Linked DNA regions of Homo sapiens: region 2 is linked to region 1. A link is a contact called in ENCODE Hi-C or POLR2A ChIA-PET data. All regions are on one chromosome and are shown on one strand. Each heading gives the region's core, a stretch centred on a gene start or an enhancer-like site at or near the end of the contact. The rest is flanking DNA. Distances are from core to core; before and after follow the strand shown. Region 1 overlaps LOC101927896 (a long non-coding RNA gene). Region 2 overlaps LOC101927896 (a long non-coding RNA gene).

What was found. Hi-C counts contacts between places; a loop is a spot of excess contacts on that map. ChIA-PET counts read pairs that join two places held with the same protein, here RNA polymerase II (POLR2A). Pooled maps may share reads with other maps.
Region 2: a loop to region 1 is called in a map of endothelial cell of umbilical vein, with 4 times the contacts of the local background. The contact joins two enhancer-like sites. A Hi-C loop is called at or near these places in 2 of 168 maps with a recorded cell type or tissue (HepG2 and endothelial cell of umbilical vein) and 6 of 50 pooled maps. POLR2A ChIA-PET finds 5 or more read pairs at or near these places in 4 of 52 experiments (A549, HEK293, HepG2 and 1 more).

Annotation. Positions count from the first base shown.
Region 1 is chr2:234,838,957-234,841,787 of GRCh38, reverse strand. All of the region lies in intron 2 of LOC101927896 (a long non-coding RNA gene), which reads left to right. Among named protein-coding and RNA genes, the nearest start is that of SH3BP4, 110 kb to the left of the region's middle. Within about 2 kb of position 1,352, at least 5 of the 41 ENCODE cell types and tissues checked have a DNase peak (open chromatin) inside an H3K27ac peak, as active enhancers do.
Region 2 is chr2:234,879,787-234,882,617 of GRCh38, reverse strand. All of the region lies in intron 2 of LOC101927896 (a long non-coding RNA gene), which reads left to right. Among named protein-coding and RNA genes, the nearest start is that of SH3BP4, 71 kb to the left of the region's middle. Within about 2 kb of position 1,482, at least 10 of the 41 ENCODE cell types and tissues checked have a DNase peak (open chromatin) inside an H3K27ac peak, as active enhancers do.

The DNA.
Region 1 (2,831 bases), core at 103-2,602:
TCCAGGCTGGGTGGATCTTCCCTGCCCTGCTTCACCCAAGCATGATCCCAGGCTTCTCTTAATTCCCCACAACACAGCAAAAAACATACTGGATTGTTTAACAAAGCTTACTCCATGTAGGGAATGCCTTGGTTCCTGTACCCACCCCTGACGTCACCTGTACTATGGTCATAGTTGCTGTCTACCCAAGGGGACACATCTGCAGGTGTGGCGACACCATGGAATCAAGGCTGGGTTGCTTATGTCCTTTAAACTGTGGTCACTTGGCTCAAAGTCCAGCCCCTTGGGGCCCTTGGCCAGATCCATTTCCTTATTCTTCATTCTACTCCAGCCTGGGCAACGGTAGGCTGGTAAATTCTGTCTCAATAAACAAAACAAAAAGTCAGAAAGCCATGACTGTAGCGTTTGCCATTTTTTTTTTTTGGCATGTAAATACTCTCACCATGGTCTGTTTCAAGCTACCAACAGCTTAACATCTTGTTTGGAAAATTTCTGCCTGTTTGGTTATTGGCCTTCCAGGATGCATTGCTAGGCAGAGGCATGTGTGGTGTTCCTCGTGGCTACGTTGGTTCTGGGTATGATATGGGTACTGACAAGCAAGAAAATTGGAAGCAAGGAGCTCATTTCACCCTGCACAGAGTTTCTGTGGCAATTTCTCTTGTCTTGAGTTTCCAAACTAGAGGTCTGGGATTGAATGAAGTGAATGGGCTAAACTATCTTTTTGTTTTTTTTAACTTTAATATCCTGTATCATTGTCACAATGTAGCCTTCTTTTCGTGTATCTGTGAGACTCCTCCCTTGAACGAACCTCAAAGCTCTAGTTTGGGGATGGCAGATAGGGCACCAGGGCCAGTTTTCTGGAACCATCTATGCTATTTTTATGTGCTGGATATAAAAGACTCATGCTTTTTGACCTTTGCAGGTACTTGTGACCATCACACATGCTTCTTCCATAAAGTCTTGTCCATAAACTATTATCCACCAATTGAAATTTTGTTTAAGAAATAAAAAAGGAGTAAAAGTCCTTGGGACTCAATACTGAGGACTATTTTCGGTTCACATGCCTTTCCCTCCAAGAATCCTATCAGTCAGATTTCTGGGTTAAACTTTATTTTCACCCAGTATTTTCAATCTCTAACAGAATAAACAGCAACCCCAGGAAATAGATACATCTGCAGCTCTGCAAAGAATAACATTCCCTCCCCTCCCAGGCGGGGAGAGAGCACCGCAGTCCCCACTCCCCCAAGAAGGAGGCCAGATGCAAGGGAGTTTCCTTTCTTTGGCTGGTCTTCTAAGCAAAGTGAAGAATTCTTGGAGCATGAGTCATCTGTCCTGATTCCACGCGGCACTGCATGGCCAGGACCTCCTGGGGAAGAGGAAAAGTGAGAAAGAGGCTGTATTAGTCAGGGTTCTCTAGAGGGATGGAACTGATAGGATAGATGTATATATGAAGGGGAGTTTATTAAGGAGTATTGACTTACACGATCACAAGGTGAGGCCCCACAATAGGCCGTCTGCAAGCTGAGGAGCAAGGAAGCCAGTCTGAATCCCAAAGCTGAAGAACCTGGAGTCTGACATCCTTCAATCCAATCAAGTTGACACTCAATATTAACCTACAGAGGCGACCCACCACTCATGGTTCTGTGTCCCTGAGTAGGGCTCCCAGTCACTGCCCATCTTCTCCAGAGCTCTGCCCAGTTGTCACTTGAGGGTTGTAGTTTTCAAAGTGAGACTTAAGAACATGGGACTATATATATTTATGTATATATCCAGCAGTGTAGAGCTCAGGGTTGTCAAGAGGCCCAGAGAAGAGGGGAGCAATCTGTGCCTCTTTCTGCCTTGGTCCTGGGCCAAGGGCCATGTGCGATAATGAACGGGTCATGGCCCTGATGGGTGCATCTTAAACTGCAGTGAAGAACTCACCCTCCTCTTCTGCAGAGAGTCACCAGGGCCAACCCAGAGGCTTCGGGAAGCATACCTTTCAAAAGAGATGAGGAAGTTCTGGCCCAGATTCTCTGAATGCAAATATTCTCTATTGGTAAAAAGAACTCATTCTGGGACAAATCTTCATTCTGAGTTGTAGGCAAATTACCTTTGTGGTCACCAGACAGTAGCTCTGCCAGTTTGTTTTACAGCAAGTATGTAATTTAAGAGGTGGACATGCCCATTCCCAAAGGATTCTTTACTTTGTCACGAGATTCTTGACACAGGATTGCATAAGGTTTTCCAAGGTTTGCTGCAAGTTCATTCACTACTTGGATGGCCAGAAAAGCCTGCGATGTCAACGTCACTGTCAATTAAGGTCAGTCAGGAATGCAGGAAAAGGCCCTTTGGAATTGCCACCCAAGTCTTCCATCTGGGGTGGTTTTGCTAACAAACAAGTTCTGCAGGACCCGATGCCTTAGGACATTAGTGCAGTCTTCCTTGTCATTTAACTTTGGAATTGCTTAAGTGGGTTTCTTCACCATGACTCTTCTCAGGACTCTGCATATGAAAATTTGTGCGTGTCCTAGAGCCAGTCATGTTACAATTTCCACAATCTTATGTGACTATGTCACCCTATGGATTTGCATCTATTTTTACTGACCCTGTTCTGAGGAATCCAATTAAGTAGCTCAACTACCAATCATGCTCCACAAATCAGCTGGTGTTTAGTGCAGGAAAAGCTCTTCTGAAAAGTGTGCTTGTTTGTTTTTATACACATTGTTGATAGGGTAAATAACTCTTACATATATGCTAGAGACTTCCTGAGACCCCACCTGGTGGAGCCCGATAACCCCAGAGAAGGATTTGCTTACCCTGCTGGTCTCATTTCTCCCTTGGAATCCTGC
Region 2 (2,831 bases), core at 233-2,732, 41 kb before region 1:
GGGGAGGTGACACCATTTTAATGGTTTCTCAGAAGCTGTGCTCCGATGTCCTTGGGCACATGTCATCAGTACCTCCTGAGGTTATGTCACAGGTGCATGTCCTTAACTTTGGCAAAATAAACTTCCTAAATTAACTGAGATCTGTCTCAGATATTCAGGCTTCAGAGCTATGCCAGCTAACCCCTTATGCTGAAAACGAGGACTTAGAAGGAAAGGGCAAGAGAGCCAGACTTGCTTTTTCCTTTTTTTTTTTTTTTTTTAAGTCTTTCCTTATTCATCAATAAGCCAAAAGTAGAGGTTGTTAGTAGAAAATGTGTGCACCAAGAAGTGAAATAAAGACAGTTGAGTTCATGTGTTGTAGTGTTTCCAATGTTCTGCTAAGAATGAAATATATATGCATGTACAAGCCACAAAATACAAATTGTGTAATTTTGGTGATGCTGCATATGAGTTAAATGTACTTATGTTTGTATTTAAACGTGAAATTGCACAATATGAAGAGTAATGGTAAAATTCATGCTAATGATTTAAAATTGTATTCTTTCTTTACTCAAAACGACCTCAAGGAGCAAAGTAAAAACACCATAACAAATTGAGAGACTGTAGAAAAAGGGAAAAGCCTTATCTTTTACTACATTCCATGGCACGTTTCTCCTGCTTTTTGAATGAGAGCACTTACAGTTTCATTTTGCATTTGGCTGCAAAAACAGCGCAGCGCCCCCTGCAGGGAGCTGTATCACGGTGTTCTGATCAGCCTCTGGGGAAGTGGCCTCCTCTGGTCCAATCAGCTTGTGGACTGAGGATCACGTGATACAAAATATGGCCACCCCTGCATGAACCTGGAGCAACTGCCCTGGGTAGGTACCCGTACAAGGAAAGGCAATCCTTCAAGCAATAATCTTTTGGCAGTCTCCCTCACCTCTGTTCACCCCTGGGTATTTTTGGCATTGCTGTTTTTAATGATGGGGTGTGATGTTTCCTCAGCCTGTTAAACTTCATTGTGTTATTTTTTAACTGCTTCTGAGAAACTACTAAAATGCTGTTACCTCCCTTTTTATTGGCCTAAGCCACACTTTTCACATACTGGGCTTTTCATTCATTAGAAAGTAACCACTTATTTTGAGTAAAGGCAAAAATGGAAATGGTTTCAAGGTATTTAAGCATTTCAAGTGAAGCTCAGCACAGTGAATTATTTCAACAACAAAATTTCCATGCAGTCTCTTAGAAGAAAAATGTATCTTAACTAAATTTTAGGACTTCACATTTTGTTTTGTTTTGTCTTGGCTTATTTGTTATTTAAATGTGCGGATCTGTGAAATAACATCATTTCTTTTTAAAAGACAGCAGGTTCTAACTTTAGTACTTCCTGAGCAAAAAGAACTAAGGTTGCAGAAAGCTTCTCTTTCAGGCTGTCTTTCTGGCATTGCTGCAGGCAGTGCTGCCCTTGCTGGGAGGTCTCCACCATCCACATTAGCCTGCATGTCTCTGTCCCTTTGCTTCGTTTCCCACCTCTACCCACCTGCCCACCACACTCTCACACTTCCCCTGCCCAACCAGAATTGCCATCAGGGGCTATTGGTCCAATCCCAAATGCTAGTAACAGAACTGAAAAGCCCAAGTTTGAAGGGAATTTCTTCTTCCGTGAAGTCCCCTGGGAGAAAATTTTCTGGAAGACTCACCATCCCAGAGGCTACACAGCTCAGGACAACCCCTGTTCTTTTAAGGGAAAAGTGAAAGCCTGGACTTGTAGGTTTTCCCCACCAGTTTTCACATGGAGCTGATATCGGCATCTCTGCAAGGCCAGGAGGAGATTGAGTGACCTCTCTGGAACTCCGAAGTTTACTTTCCCTGCGTTTTCGTAACTTGTTCTCAGCTCTTTGAACTGCATCCAAGTGCCTAGTTCATGATGCCATAATTGCTCACCGGGTTCAAGGGCAGAGCTCTGGTTTCATATTGTAAAATTCAGTGCACCTGGGTACCACATAATAGCTGTGCTAAGACATGTGTGCATTACATCAGCTATGATTCATTCCTGTGATCTAGTTTAGACCACAATCTGATAACACAAACCAATTACTTAAACTGTTAGAAGATGCTTAACTGGAAAAAACATATCTTTAGTTTTCCTTCCAACTTTAGTCTAAACCATATATATATATGTTTTTATATATATATATATGTTCATATTCCATATATATGTATTCCAAATACTCTACATGAGTTTTAACAACAAAACTTGGGGGAATGGGATCTAAAATGTATTTCCCAGGTCTAGCTTGGATGGACTTCAGGGTCATTAACAAGCTGTGCCAAGCAGCATATGAAATCGGTGAGATAAGCTTTGATGCATATTAGCTGTGGGACCTTAAGCAAATGACTCATACTCTCTGAGCTAAAGTTTTCTTATCTGTGAAATAAGCATAGCAAGCCCTCCCCCTAAGGACTGTTGGGGTTAAATTAAATGGTAAAAGCTCCTTAGTCAGTACTCAATATAGGTTCAGTACAAATTGGTCTTTTTTCCTTTCCAATCATGGATACGTACCTGTTGGGCAAAGTAGGTTTCTCCTGGCCATGCCAGGGGACTTCTCACTGTGCTGCAGCCAAGGCTTGATTGAGATTGGCTCCTCTGGGTCTTTAGGGACATATCTTGATTGATATCAACCAATCACAGTTATCCTGTGTTAGGGCAACAAACTGCTACCCAAATCTGCAGCCTGGTGGCAGGGATTGAGTTAGGGGTGACCCAGGCAGTGCAAAGCTCAGCCATTTTTTTTTCTCCATTTGGACGTGAGCAAAGAAGCTGTGGCTCTGGTTACTGAAAAGGGTGAAAC